Regions from separate parts of the Mus musculus genome. Here region 1 is linked to region 2. The links are chromatin loops, found by intact Hi-C in ENCODE. Cell type or tissue: gastrocnemius. All regions are shown on one strand.

Region 1 (8,000 bases), 430 kb before region 2:
GGCCTTCAGTCTTCCAGCCCCTCCACACTCTTGGCACTCACTCAGAACCAACCAGATTCTGCCCCATTCCTCTGGTCAGCCTTCTGTTTCCTTCCTGATGTATAGACATCCTGAGGGAAAGCACAGACCTGCTGACACCCCCTCCCCAAACCCGACCCCACCCCCGGTTCCAGACTTTCAGCAGGATGCCAGTGGTATCTGGGTACATAAGTGACTAGGAACCACAGCATATTCCTTAGACTCCACTGCTGTTTCTCAACTGGGGAAACACGGACTGTGATCCCTATTACAGATTGTGTTCTGTCTCATCTGAGCAGCTTGCCTTGCAGTGCTTGGGCATCCTAGGGACAAAGCAGACATATAGCACAGCAGAAAGACACATCTAGGCAGGCTCTGAAATAATCTTTCAAAGATCTTGTGTATCTTGTCATGGGATACAACCCTCTGACATTCTGAACTGGCATTACCAAAAGCCAGAATCTCTGCTAGTATATCCCTGAGATCAGCTTGGAGTATAGTTTCCATAGATTGGTAGTTCCCTACCTTCCTAATGCTGTGGCCCTTTAACATAGTTTCTCATGTTGTGGTGGCTCCCATTCATAAAGTTATTTTTGTTTCTACTTCATAACTGTAAGTTTTGCTAGTGTTATGAATTATAATGTAATTATCTTAGTTTTACAAGTTTGTAGGCCAGCCCGTGAAAGGGTACACAACCCTAAGGTTGGGAATCTGTTGCCTCAGATTGTCCTGTAGTTTAGCCACAAAATCTACATAATCATTTGAATTGCTCCCACAAATCTTCCAAAAGTAAGTGGTGGTCATCCATAGTGCAGAAATATTTTTCTCTAGTTTTAGTGCAACAAAAACTAGACTTGATTTATAGCTAAGTCATTACCCCTGAGCTTCCACTCTATCCCTATCTAGTCTCCTTGCCACATTTATTAAAAAAAAACCAAGTCCACATCTCATAAATCCTCTAAAGTAGTGCTATTTCTTGATGACCAAGCATTACAATATATAAATTTATGGGGACCGCTTTTATTTAAACTACCACAACATGTGACCCTACAAGACAAGTACTGTGAAGAACACAAACACTGTGCCATTAAGTGTTATTTATAACAATAAAAAGAAGAAATCGATGGATTAGACTATAGGATAATGCAACCATGATTATCTAAAACAGAGTTTCCCAACATGTGGTTAACAACCCCTTTGAGGATTACATATTAGATGCCCTACATATCAGACATTTTCATTATGATTTGTAACAGTAGAAAATTACAGTTGTAAAGTATCACCAAAATAATTTTAGGGGTGCATCTACTTTGTCCTCATTCTGCATGACCAAGAGGTGAAGGTCATGAAAGATGAAATCAATGCCCTCATTAAAGATGCTGATTTCAATGTTGAATCTTTCTGGCCTGGTTTGTTTCCAAAGGCCCTGGCCAATATCAAGATTGAGAGGTTCATCTGTCACTTAGGGGCTGGTGCACCTGGTTCAGCAGCTGGAGCCATGCCTGCTGGTAGTCCTGACTCATCCACCACTAATGTTCCAGTTGAGGAAAGGAAAGTAGAAGCAAAGAATGAAGAACCTAAGGAATCAGTTGATGACATAGGATGTCTTAGTTAGGGTTGTATTGCTGTGAACAGACACCATCACCAAGGTAACTCTAATAAGAACAACATTTTATTTTGACTGGCTTACAGGTTCAGGGGTTCAATCCATTATCATCAAGACAGGAACATGGCAGCATCTGGGCAGACATGGTGCAAGAGGAGCTGAGAGTTCTACATCTTCATCTGAAGGCTGCTAGCAGCATACTGGCTTCCAAGGAACTAGGATGAGTGTCTTAAAGCCCACACCGACAGTCAAAAACTTTCTCCAATAAGGCCACACTTACTCCAATAGGGCTGCACCCTCTAATAGTGCCACTACTTGGGCCAAGCACATAGGCTTTGGTATTTTTGACTAAACTGCTTATGTTAACATGTCCAATAAAGAGCTGAATCTGTAAAAAAGATGATTCAGTAGCAACAGATTATTTACTTATAAAAAGAGCATGTTGACTGTAAACACATTTCTGGCAGATAATACTTCAAAATTTGAACATTTTTACATAACACACAAAATCAGTTAGATTTTGTATATAGAGAATTAGTTGAAATTCTGTAACCTATGTATTGGTTACAATGCTTCAGGTGGATTGTGACCTCTGTTAGTCCTCCTCTGATAGCACCATTAATAATTATGCACCAACCAACAGTTGCCTAATGTATACAAAATTGTGTGATAAAGCTAACTCAGGCTATGCTTGCTTATATTTTGTTCTCTGACATTCTGCAAAACCAAAAGGGATACTTGTGGGAATATGTGAATGAAGACTGTGAACTATGTATGGGACAGAATGCAGAATACTCTTCCTAAAATGTGACCTTCTAAAAAGAATTTCATAAATGGTGATAAGTGAATGGACTTGAAAGCCAGGACATGAAGGGAATGCTCTGACATGCCCACATTATTTCTGTGGGAAAGGTAGAGGACTGGGAGGAATATTCTTGGCTCTTTTCACATATCCAAAGATGATACGATATAACAGCAGGTGTATTCCCTCACTGTACTTGCACTCATTTAAGCTAAGTTTTTTTTTTAAACATCACTCATGCTTTGATTGCTTTCAAAATAAAAGCAAGAAGTGCTTTCTTCGCACTACTCTTGAGCTCAGTTGCTTGGACTCCACTTATTTCTCTAGGCAGATCTTTGACAGTTTTTTTGATCTGCAGGAACTTAGCCTCACTGACTGGGATGTGTAAACATTGGAAACACTTAAAATAAAATAATGCTAGAAATGAAGAATCTAATACGTTAAATAGAAATTGAATTGGAGAGCCTCCTCGATATGGAGAACAGTATGTCAAGGTAGAAGATGAAGTAGAGGACTTGTTCTAAATTAAAAATGAAACACAATCAGAACATTGGGAGTTTAGTCACCCTTCCCTCAAACCAAAGCAAAACAGAACAAAACAAAACACATAAACATTAGAATTCTCGTCATAGAAGAAGGAGAAGCATACAACACAAAGACCAAGAGAATATTTCTTTTCTTCTTTTAAACCTTTTCTTTTTTTGGTGAATTTTACATCATGTACATCAATCTTCCTGTCCTCTAGTACCTGCCCTTTACCCCTGTAACCTTCTGCTATACTATCAAAACTAGAACTTCACTAGGACTTCTCTCAAATATCCTGCAGCTTTGGATCTTTAGGACTTGCCCCGTCACATGCTCCTGCAGTTCACTTATGGGACAGATGTTGCAGTGGGTCAATTCAAAACCCCAGGTCTGTGCTAGGAGCTGGTCAGTCCACCAGTTATCCTGCACCCACACCAGTGTGGAAAGCTCCTCAGTAGTGCTCAGGCTACTTCATCCAATGCCATAGCCAGTAAGGGGAAAGAGGCAACTCTTCTGCCCTTATGCTCTCAGTGTCTGTTCATTTGTACCCACATCATCATAGCCTGCTTTTCGGTAATGCACAGACATGGTACAGAGCCTGCTTTCCCACGTGCTCCAACCCAGACAGGGAGCGAGGCCAGCCCTTTCATTCTCAGGAAGTTTGGCTTGCCTGCCTTCCTGCCATAAGTGGTGAGGGACAAAATGGGGAGGAGCACATTCTCTCCCTTGCCCATGCCACTGCTCTGCAGACAAGTTGCAGGGCCTATTCTCACATCCTTGAGGCTGGCAAACCTATAACCATACCTCTAGGGCCTACTCTTCTATGCTGCTAAGGCAAGGTATAGGTATGGCTTTGCTGAGCACTGCAGGAGGTGAGAGGCAGGGCTAGCCCTTCTGTCTGTCAGAGGTTGCAAGGGGCCTGGGAGACAGCATCGTTTTTCTCACCCATGTCACAGGAGGGTAGACATGTTCACATCTTCAGGCAGTTCATCCAGGCCTCCATCGTCCCACCCCTAAACTCCCACCACTGCCTTCAGGATCAGCTCTACTTAGTGTTCAGACAGGGTGTGGGACCTACTCTCTTAGTGCTCCAGCTGGTGATGGTCAGGACCAGGTCTTTCACTCTCATGACCCCAGATTCAGCTCTCCCATAATGCCTAGGCAAGGGGTGTGTTCAGTTTTGCATAGCCCTCAGACGTCAATGTCAATAGGACCCCGAGTGGCAGCCCAGCCCAGGGTCATTTGCCTAGCCTTTGGTGGTAATAGACTCCCTGCTGCTGCAGGGCCACAGACCCAGAAATGACCCTTGATGGCAGAACAGGCCACAATCTCACCATATCTTTAGGTGGCATCAATAGTATTTATATCAGTAAATACTGTTCCTCACTACCATCAAGTCTCCAGTTCTACTTCTCTTCAATGTGCACACATTCTTCTGTTTCTCTTTCTCTTCTATTTCTTCACTACTTTATCTTCTTAGTGGTGCCTAGGATCTCTGAGTGTCTGGAGTCATCTCAAAAATGGTTCCATGCCCTGCCCCTGCTGTGTGGCACTAGGCAGGGGTCATCTTGGGAGTGGTTTTCCCACCCGGGCCTGTGTGGTGGCAGACTGGAGGTCAATTCAGGTTTTCTTCCTACATTACCTGTGGTGTTAGACTAGTTTCACACCTAGTTGTGTAGAACCTGGTGAAGGTTGTCTTTGGCATGGTTTGCCCGCCCACCCCTGAGCAGTGCAGTACTGGTGGTCTTCTCAGGCTAGCTCTTCGTCAGGGATCTGGGACACCACACTAGAGTCCACCTCTTGCTCTTTCTCTGCCCAGGACATGTGGCTCCAGGCAGGAGTTGTTTCCTCTCTGACTCACTTCCCATCAAGGCCATCTGGCCCCAGGCAGGGGTAGGGTCATCAGTTCTGGCCAGGAACACATGGCACAAGACTGGAGGCCATCTCTGGCTTGCTCCCAACACAGGTCCCATGGTACCAGATGCAGTTCAGGAAGGGGTCATCATTTCAATAAAATTATATCAGGAAAGTTTCCTTGTTTTTCTGGGTTCTGCCCCTCCTATTGGAAGAGGTGTCTAAGCACCCCGGGTACATTGGCTTGGAGAGGACAGGATGAAGTCAGGAACAGGTACAGTCTTCCCTTTGGGGCTTTCAAATGGTGCTGCCTTCCAGCCCAGGAGGGGGTGAAGTGCGGTCCCAGACAAGCAGGATTCTGGTCCAGTTGGGAGTGAATGGGGTATGTAGCAGGGTGAAGGAGGCCTTCTCTGAGAATCTTTAATGAAGCAGCTTTCTGAGATGGTCTTAGTTTGTTCATATTTCTTCATTCAGGGTGGGTTGGAATGTATATGCTCTATTCAAGATGAAACAAATGTTAAATAGTTTGAGGGTAAGAATAACCAGGGAGGGAAAACATCATTGACTGAAAGCTAAGGCAATGGAGATGCCTCATTAACATGAAGAAGCATTCCAGATGCTGGGTACATGACTGCCTATCTGTTGGGGTTCCCCTGGTTATGATCTCTAAGACAGACTTAGAAACAGGGAGGAAGCTAGTTCCACTTCCACAAGTCTGGGGGTTTGAACATGCTCTATTTCATCAGTTCAGTGCCAGTTTCTCTTGTGGCATGGTCCACGTGTCCCCACACTTCCTAACCTAATAAAAGAAATGCCCATCCAGGTAACCTCTAAACATCTTCAAAATGGCACAGAAAGAAAAAAAAAAAAAACAGGGATGAAGATTATAGGCCATTGGCAGTTTTTTTGGGCTGAATTTAGAATAAATGAATAAATGGACATGGGACAGAAGTAGCAGTGATAACATGGTGAGCTGGGTCCTGGGAACAGTTTTCTACTTCTTTTCTTCCTCCTCTCCTCTCTTGAATACCCTAGTGGAGGTATTAAGAAGGGAGCTACCTGAACCCTCAGCCCTCAGATTCCTGAAGCAGATCTGACTCTAGAGCCACAGTTCATCAAATCCTCAGGGAACATAATTCCAGGGCACGTTGAAGGTTCCTATTAGGAAGGAATTCTAGCAAATTGGGCTTCCTAAGGGTTAAAGCATTTGGGATTAATCAGAGGACTAGAGTCCAGTCTGATTTCATCTGACTTCCTCTGCCTTCATCTGCACATCAGACATCTCTGTCCTGTCACTTTTGTTAGGGATTTCTAGCTACCCTCTTCTTTTGGAGAATGCAGAGCCTGAACCCTACATTTCCAGGTAGTGAGTTCCATCCTAGGCCAGCAAAAGTAATGTCTGGAGAAGGGGACACTGTTTAAACTTGTCCTTAGTCACTGGAGGGCTCAGTTTCTTAAAAAGAGACAAAGATGAAAGGGAATCCCTGTGAAAAATAAGAGAGAAAGCCAGGTAGGGCAGACTCTTGCCCACTCAAAAACTCTCAGGGTGAAAATAAAGATGTCCTATTTTTCAGAGGGCTTCTAGGCTTCTTAAGAGAAAGGAAACCATCAAAGGTCACATTCTGGTGGAGGCATATCACACTTCAATGGTGGGAAATATTCTATTTATTAAAGAGACACTTTGTCCTTTATTCAGGGAGCTTCCTGTGATTGCTGTGGCCTTTACCTCTTTATTTGTTGAGGTTAATGGATCTCCCTTTAGAGGGTCCCCAATGTACGACCAAAGGCAGGTAGAGACTCAGTGTAAAAAACAATGAGAGAGGCAGAGCCTTGGGTAGATTTTTTTATATGCCATTCTGTGATCTCTCATGCAACACTAATATCAATTTTTGTTCACAAAAGGACAAAGGGAAAGTCCACTCAACAGCAGATGAGTCTGTGGCCTGGCTCATCGGTGAGAGCTTGCTAAGATATAATAGCAGGAAGTGAACACTTCTAGCCACTTCTGAAAGTTCTTATTTATAGTTCCACTCTGTCTACAGCATAACATCATGTAATGCAGCTTTTTATTAGGAGACTGGTCAGGTACCTTATCCTCATACACAAGTTTCCCCTATTAGGGTGCTTTCTGTACGTTTTCATTTCATTATATCACTCTTTGGATTTCTCAGGCCCTGATATATGAAGAAACAAGTTTTAAGAAGAAATCAAGCCAACTACATCATTTTACAGAGGTCATGAGGATGAAAAACTCTGAGTCATTTCCTCAAGTGGTCTTTACTCAGAGGGCTTCTGAAAGGAAGTACAGAAAGTTATGAAACAACTGCAACCTCCCCTGTAAGTCCTTCAGCATGACAGCTCAAAAAGGTCTTCGTGGACATTACTGACATTGACCCATCTCCACTTCCACAATGCAGTTTGTTGGAGAAGAGTCAAAACTTTTACCACACAAATAAGGACGCCACAGTCTAAAGTATCCAAAAATGTTACAAGTTACCCAAAGCAAGGAAATATGGGTTTCAGGGGACTTAGAAATGAGTTTATGGGCAATTATATCCCATTTGTCTCTGTTCCAATGCTAGATCTCCAGCATTCCTCTTCAGATATAGGGTCTTTACAGAAAGACTCATAGGAATAGACATGCTGCTGGAGATATAAATGAGAATTTTATATATTCATTCATAAACAGTGAGAATAGAGACACGGAGCCTAGCCTGTACTTCTGAACCCATAAAGATGACCCCAGTGACACAGTTCCTCCAAAAAGGCCAGCCCTACTCCAACAAGGCAATATCTCTTAATTCTACCCAAGTGCCGCCATTCTCTGATGACTAAGCCTTTAAATCTAATATCCCATGGGGCTCATTATTATTCAAACCAACTCAGTCTACTTCCTCTTCCCTATAGTCTTGCAGGCACATCATAATGCAAAACCACAATTACTCTAATTTCAAAAGTACCTGTATTCTTTAGCAGTCTCAACATTGTTTAAAGGTCCAAGGTTCAAAGTCTCTTCTGACACTCATACTGTCTCTTAACTCTAATCCTCTCTAATCTAAATGCATACTACACACTTGCAACAAATAATGGCACAGGATATACAGTACCATTTTAAACATGATGAAAAAACATAGTGATAAAATACTGAACTAAAGCAAGACCAAAACCAGGTGGAGGTGAGAGTTTTGGTTTATT
Region 2 (8,000 bases):
CTGTGATTCTCCTGTTATTTGTTAGAAAACATGTGTTTACTTGTGAACCCAAGGTTCTGTGGACTTGGGCTCTATGGTGGGTATGAAGAACTATGTCAATGATCATATATGGTAGATATTCTCTCAAGACCAGCACCAAAGTTTTTTTTTTTTTTCAAAATCATCAGTTTTCAGAAAGGATCCCCAAGCCAGAGGCATACTTAGAAAGCTTCAGATGTTTACAAAGCATCCCTGCACCTCACATCACATTCTTTGGTGTCACAATATTGAGTACTGTATGGATTTGATGTTTCTTTGGTGTTCTTGCTGTTGTTTGTTATTTTATTTGCTTTGCTTTTTTTTGTGTTTTGCATTACTTATGCCTGGAATAGGATTGTACCTAGGAGTAGAACAATACATATATCTGAAGTAACATTCATAGATTGTTCTGTCTTCTTAGACTTTGGTGAGTTTTTCCTAAGAAAAGAAAATGATTAATGCAAATATCCAAGAATAATAAGGAGAGAAAACCTAAAAAGAATTAACACATATCCATTCACCAAACTCCCAGCATAAAAATGGAGATATTCCAGTTTTCAGAAAGCTCCAGGGCTACACAAAACAGTCAAAATCCCTACAATCTATATTTCTGTGAGAGGGTTTTACACTATTCTTTGAGTGAAATTGCATTTGGAAAAGAAACATATCCTTTATTCAGAAAACTTAACTGTGCATTCTTTGGCCCCTGGTAGTAGTTCCATGATGTAGTTCCTTTCAAAGAGTCAACAGCCTGAGACAAAAAGCAGAGAGAAAAATTTTTCAATAACAATTTCAAATGGAGATGCAGAGCCTTGGATCAACATGTTATATCACATTCTGTGATCTCTCCCAAAAAATTACTACCATACTTCTCCTAAATATGTGAGGTGAAAGTCCACTCCTCAACAGAGCTATGTTTACGCCAAATATACTCTAGCTCCTCAGTAAATTCTTGCCAAAATATAATAGTGTTAAAGATCACCTGCAGCCCGACCCCACAAGCCTCCCTGTTCTATTTTATCTACAAGTTAGCCTCATGTAATTTGGCTTTTCAATAGGAGATTGGTAAATTACCTTATCCTCACCAGTAAGCTTCCCCACTTAGTATTCTACATTATTATAATAACTTTCCCTTAGTCAGGGCATAGATAAAATCATGGTAACTGCAATTACATGTACAATGAAATTTTATCATAGGAAATATTTAGTGTGTTTTGTTTGAAGCAATCATTGCTTATTGAAGAAAAATTCCACAATTTGTTATTTTGACTAAGACAAACTGCTATTAATAATGATTTTTCCTCTTGTGTTGTGAGGCTACATAGGTTCTTGAAAGAGACATAAGAAAACACCTGTACACAAGACACATAATAAAATGTCCTTAAGTATTAGCTGGCTTCCCTAGCATATTGTGGAAATGTCAAGAATCTGAATTGTGAAAATAGTTTTAGAAATATTTCATATACATCACTATATCAGCTATGGATGATAATGTTATCCATAATCTTTTGTGTCTTGTTCAATAAATAATTTATTCCAGGAGTCGCAACTCTATATAATCCATATGTGCTTACTTGAGGTCATCTTACACCTTGGTGCAATGAACACATAGACAGATATTCTAGTCTATACTCTGTCTTCACTTACACTTGCCCTACAGTCCACTGGCTGACACACTCTAAATCACAATCCAGTTTCATTTCTGCAAGCAAAATTTTATCTAAGAATCAAACAAACAAATATAAAAAATAGGTCTACAACATTCCAATTGTAGTAAATTTGGTTCTAGTCCACTGTGGTACAAATTTGACAAATGGATATTACTATAGACTGGAATTAGTCAAGAAAAATATTCCCATTTGACTATAGATACTTTCTCAAATATGTCATGGGCCACACCTCAACATGGAGAACATGTCCTTCATGTCATTTCACAGACTTTCTTGGCCTCTATGGAAATATCTAAGATAACATTATCAAAATTGATAATGGCTTTGCATAATAGTTTCAAAACTTCAATATATTTATAATGCTTTCATGTTATATAAAGAACAGAATGCTATGCATTTTAGACAGTATTCTATTGCACTGAAGAGAGAACATTACTATGGCAACTATTATTTAAAAAAGTATCTAATTGAGGTTTGCTTCCTAGTTCAAAGGGTTAGGCAAGTATCATCATGGCATGAAGCAGGGCAGCATATAGGCAGACATGGTACTAGTGATATAGTTAACAGTTCTACATTGTATTTTTCAGAAGTCATCTAGCAGAAGCTGAAAACTAGAAGGTGATCTGTCTGAGATGGCTTCATTGTGGACTGTAAAGCCATTATGAATTTATTTAGACAAAGGAGGGTAGATTATATTTGAGGAAAGTTTCCCAATATTAGTATGCTTTTCTTGATAATATTTAATATATACAAAGATATATATTTTGTAGTGATGCTATATAGACAAACAGATAATTCAATAGAATTTCTGATTTGATTTAAATAATTTTAAGAAGAAAGTGTTAGAGATAGTCTTACTTGCCTTTCTAGAAAGATGTAATGAAGTTAGTGTCACGAATAGAATGTTCACACTCCTCAAAATAGTAAATAAAGGATGTATAATAAGAATGATAGTGAGCATTAATAATTAGGGTAAAAAGAGAAATAGACTTGGGACAAATTTGTCTTCAAGGAAAAACATTTAAGTCCAAACATAAAGTGACAGTTGTGAACTTTGAAAGGCTAGACTGTAGCATTTTATAAAAGGAAAGAAGGAAACAGATATATGTTTGGTAAAGGCAGAATATGGTGCTGGGGGATGAGGCATTTCTTCTTCCTGAGGAACCATTCACATGACATAGTATAGAATAGAGTTTATTTAGGGAATGCAAAGGGGAATTTGGAAATGAGGAGAGAGAGAGAGAGAGAGAGAGAGAGAGAGAGAGAGAGAGAGAGAGAGAGAGAGAGAGAGAGAGAGAGGAGAGAGAGAGAGAGAGAGAGAGAGGGGGGGGGGGAAGGAGAGAGAGAGCATGTACAGAGATGGGAGGGAGATGAATAGGGAGAGAAGGCATAGAAAGTGAAGAGGAAAAGATAGTAAGGGAGCAAGAGAGCACCAAGTGCAGACAAGCAGCCTCTTTTATACTGAGTCAAGCATACCTGTTGGCAGGTAATGGTGGGGCAAAATCTTGAAGAAATGTTAACAAAAGCTATGTGAAAACTGTTGATTTGAACTTATAATGAACATGTAGAAATAACCCACTCCTTTAAGCTTAATATCACTATCCTTCTGTAACTCCCATTTTATGTAACATTTTATACTTAAGGTAAATTTCTAAAGAACTTTTCATCTAAGAATGTATAAAAAGATGAGAGAAAAAATAAAGTTCTTGGTTGAATGGTTTGGCTTGGAGAGTTCTGCCCCATCTGACCATCCATCCATCCATCCATCCATCCATCCATCCATCCAACCATCTATCCAAATGTGTATGTCTGTTTGTCCATATGTTTATGGGCAAGTATTTGTGTGTGTGTATAAGCATGCAAGAGTAATTGTGTTGTTAACTGAGACACACAATCAGGCAAGGCCAGAGTGTGAGTGTATGAATATATATGTGTCTTTGCATATTTGCCTGTATAAAGTATCTTAATTCTTTTCATTTCCTTCCTCTCTGGTTCACAAAATGTTAACGAGCTTAGGTGAAGAGGCTTCTGGCTGACTCACCAGAAAAAGGAGTAGTAGCAATAAATCCTTTTACTTAATCTACCCTCTGTTTTACTATGAGGTTCTAATCTCCAGAGCCTGCAGTTTCTGGCCTCAGAGGAACTCAGACAGGTCAGCTACTACCACTGCAAATTAACTTAGATTTAAAACAAGCAAAGAGGGAAGTACTGAAGGAGTTTAAGAGGATGGTCGCCCACAGGAAAACCAATAATATTAACCAATCCAGACCAATAATATCAACCAACCTAAGCCCCTGGAAGCTCCAAGAGACTAAACCACCAACCAAAGAGAATACATAGGCTGGTCCATGGCCCACAGCACAGATGTAGGAGAGACCTGCATTATATGACCTCAGTGGGAGAGGATGTGCCTTATCCTCTCAGGATTAGATGTGCAAGGGAAGGAGCATATGTGTGTGTGTGTTGGGGGTGGCAGGGGCTGACAGAGCTGGGTTTGGTGGTTAGGTGAGGGGGGTGATTAAGCTGAGGTGGTGGTGTGGGGAGCACCCTCTCAGAGACAAAGGCAAGGGTGGATGATGTGAAGAACTCTTGGAGGTTGGACCAGGAAATGGGGAAATATTTGGAATGTAAATAAATGAAAGAGTAAAAAACAGGTAAATATTTCATTATAAAAAAATTATATCTCCCAAGACTAAGTCTTGCCCCTGTTGATGTTCTTCCCACTCTGCTATCTTCAAGGGAGAACCTGAAAATATAGCCAGAAGTTGCCCACAATAGGGATCCACAGGCAGCATGCAGATGGAGCCATTGTTACTTATTTGGGCTTCGAACTCCAAAAAACGACCACGTTCCCTAGTCCCTCTCAGATAGTAGCACTCCCTAATGAGCTATGGAGGCCATTGCTATCCAATGTACCACACCATGTAAATAATGTATTGTGGAACTGTAATTCTGAACCACAACGTGCTATTTACAAAAGCCATAAAGGAGTCAGAGAGAGCTATAAGATACCATGACAATGAGTATCTAGAATATTATGTACATTTGTTTGAACTGTTACATAGGAATTTACATTTCTCCAGTAGACATTTTCTATTCTAATAACTAAAAGGAGCTGATGTCATTGCTAACACCTGTCTGGGGGTCTCCTCTAACCTCTCTAGGTTTAAGCTGTAAGGTAATGTTTTTGTTTGTGTTATCTCAGAAACAACAAACACCTTTTGGTTTCCTTGGCATAGAATGAAAATATAATATGAAACGAAAGGTTCCTTGGAAGAAACTTTCTCTGGCAGCAGAATGAATCTCCTCTTACTTGTAACACAGATGAAACCCTTTATCCTTCCCTTTATCCTTATCTCAAATGATGATGGTCCTGATTCATACTAAGTCTGATCAAGTACACTGCTAGTTACTTTCATTGGAGGGCCATTATGGGGATTCCCTTTTATCTAAGAGTATTAATTACAGGTGTTTCCATATTAAGAGAAGGCCCATAAAATAAGCAAGAAATTATGTTAATATATACAAAAATAGAAGGCATTAAAAGGTCTTCCAGTTCACATCTGTGCTGGGAGAAGAGCCTTAACACTTGACCCATACCCTCACAGTTCACACCTCAGTTCCAACTCAACTTCCCAGGGTATTCTCATACATCCAGAATCATAGGATTGCTGAATCATAGGCTCTCAGGAAAGATAGGCTTCAGTCAGACAAGGGAGGCCACATAGCACCAGAGATTGCCAGATGATAGGTGATAGGCAAGCATAAGAACATAAGCATCAGAAACCAATTTGAATTAGTAAATTCAGAAACCAGTACTTAGACAACAGCAATCTGGAATATCCCACCAAACCTATAAAGCAAGATTCAGATCTAAATTCTCAATTCATGAAGGTGATAGGGGAATTTTTGGGGGGGAGGGGGCATGGTTAATACTATATTTTTTCAATCTTTTATTAGATAGTTTCTTCATTTACATTGCAAATGCTATTCCTAAAATCCCCTATACCCTCCCCCACCCTGCTCCCCTACCCACTCAATCCAACTTCTTGGCCTTGGCATTCCTGCGTCCTGGGGCATATATAGTTTGCAAGATCAAGGGGCCTCTGTTCCCATTAATGGACGACTAGGCCATCTTCTGCTACTTATGCAGCTAGAGACATAAGACTGGGGGTAATGATTAGTTAATATTTTTGTTCCACCTATAGTGTTGCAGACCCTGTCAGTTCCTTGGGTACTTTCTCTAGCTCCTCCACTGGGGTCCCTGTGTTACATCCAATAGATGACTATGAGTATCATCTTCTGTATTTGCCAGGCATAGGCATAGCCTCACAAGAGATAGCTATATCAGGGTCCTGTCAGCAAAGTCTGGCATATGCAATAGTGTATGGGTTTGGTTGTGGTATATGGGATGGATCCCCAGGTGGCCAGTCTCTGGATGGCCTTTCCATCCAACTTAGGTCTGAACTTTGTCTCTGTAAATCTTTCCATGTGTATTTTGTTCCCCTTTCTAAGAAGGAATGAAATATCCACACTTTGGTCATCCTTCTTCTTGATTTTCATGTGTTTTGAAAATTGTGTCTGGATAGTCTCAGTTTCTGGAATAATAACCACTTATCAGTGAGTGCATACCATGTGTGTTCTTTTCTGATTGGGTTACCTCACCCAGAATGACATCCTCCAGATGTATCCTTTTGCCTAAGAATTTCATGAATTCATTGTTTTTAATTACTTAGTAGTACTCCATTATGTAAATGTACCACATTTTCTCTATCCATTTCTATGTTGAGGGACATCTGGGTTCTGTCCAGCTTCTGGCTATTATAAATAAGGCTGCTATGAACAGAGTAGAGCATGTGTCCTTCTTACATGGTGGAACATCTTCTGGGTATATGCCCAGGAGAGGAATTGCTGAATCTTCCTGTAGTACTATGTCCAGTTTTCTGAGGAACTGCCAGACTGATTTCCAGAGTGGTTGTACCAGCTTGCAATCCCACTAACAATGGACTAATGTCCCTCTTTCTCCACATCCTCGTCAGCATCTGCTGTCACCTGAATATTTGATCTTAGCCACTCTGACTGGTTTGAGGTGGAATCTCAGTCTTGTTTTGATTTGCATTTCCCTGATGATTAAGGTTGTTGAACACTTTTTTAGGTTCTTCTCATCCCTTTGGTATTCCTCAGTTGAGAATTCTTTGTTTAGCTCTGTACCTCATTTTTAATAGGGTTATTTGATTTTCTGAAGTCAATCTTCTTGAGTTCTTTATATATACATTGGATATTAGTCTGCTATCTGATCTAGGATTGGTAAAGATCCTTTCCCAATCTGTTGGTGGCCTTTTTGTCTCAATGAAAGTCTTTTACCTTACAGAGGCATTGCAATTTTATGCCCATTTGTCAATTCTCGATCTTACCGTAGAAGCCATTCCTGTTCTGTTCAGGATTTTGTTTTCCTGTGCCCATATCTTCGAGGGTTTTCTCCACTTTCTCCTCTATAAGTTTCAGTGTCTCTGGTTTTATTTGGAGTTCCTTGATACACTTAGACTTGACCTTAGTACACGGAGATAAGAATGAATCAACTCACATTTTCTACATAATAACCTCCAGAGGAGTCAGCACCACTTGTTGAAAATGTCTTTTTTCCACTGGATGGTTTTATCTCCTTTGTCAAATTCAAGTGACCATAGGTGAATAGGTTCATTTCTAGGTCTTCAATTGAATTCCTTTGATCTACCTGCCTGTAGCTATACTTGCAGGGTTTTTTTTTTCCCAAAATTGCTCTGTAGTACATCTTAAGCTCAGACATGATGATTCCACCAGAGATTCTTTTATTGTTGAGAATAGTTTTGGGTAACCTAGCTTTTTTGATATTCCTGATAAATTTGCAAATTGCTCTTTCTAACTCAGTGAAGAATTCATTTGGAATTTTGAGGGGGATTGCATTGAATCTGTAGATTGCCTTTGGCAGGAAACCATTTTGACTATATAAATCCTGCCACTGAATGAGCATGGGTATCTTTCCATCTTTTGAGATCTTCTTTGATTTCTTTCTTCAGACACTTGAAGTTCTTATCATACAGATATTTCACTTCCTTAGTTAGAGTCATACCAAGGTACTATATATTATTTGTGAGTATTATGAAGCATGTAGTTTCCCTAATTTCTTTCTCAGTCTGTTTATCCTTTGTGAAGAGAAAAGCCATTGATTTGTTTGAGTTAATTTTATATCGAGCTAATTTACTGAAGCTGTTTATCAGGTTTAGAGTTTTCTGGTGGAATTTTTAGGATCACTTATATATACTATCATATCAT

Evidence for each region. Peaks named below come from ENCODE experiments on the same cell type or tissue, not always from the same donor. Only the 100,000 strongest peaks of a DNase experiment are listed, where the experiment ranks them.
Region 1: a loop joins it to region 2, with 16 times the contacts of the local background. A loop is called at or near these places in 12 of 42 quality-filtered maps.

What each region holds. Positions count from the first base shown.
Region 1 is chr3:91,038,255-91,046,254 of GRCm38, forward strand. No RefSeq gene overlaps it. Among named protein-coding and RNA genes, the nearest start is that of S100a7l2, 49 kb to the right of the region's middle. In gastrocnemius, no CTCF peak of the experiment used is centred here; a DNase peak (open chromatin) is centred at 4,823.
Region 2 is chr3:91,469,997-91,477,996 of GRCm38, forward strand. No RefSeq gene overlaps it. Among named protein-coding and RNA genes, the nearest start is that of Gm36323, 160 kb to the right of the region's middle. In gastrocnemius, no CTCF peak of the experiment used is centred here; no DNase peak of the experiment used is centred here.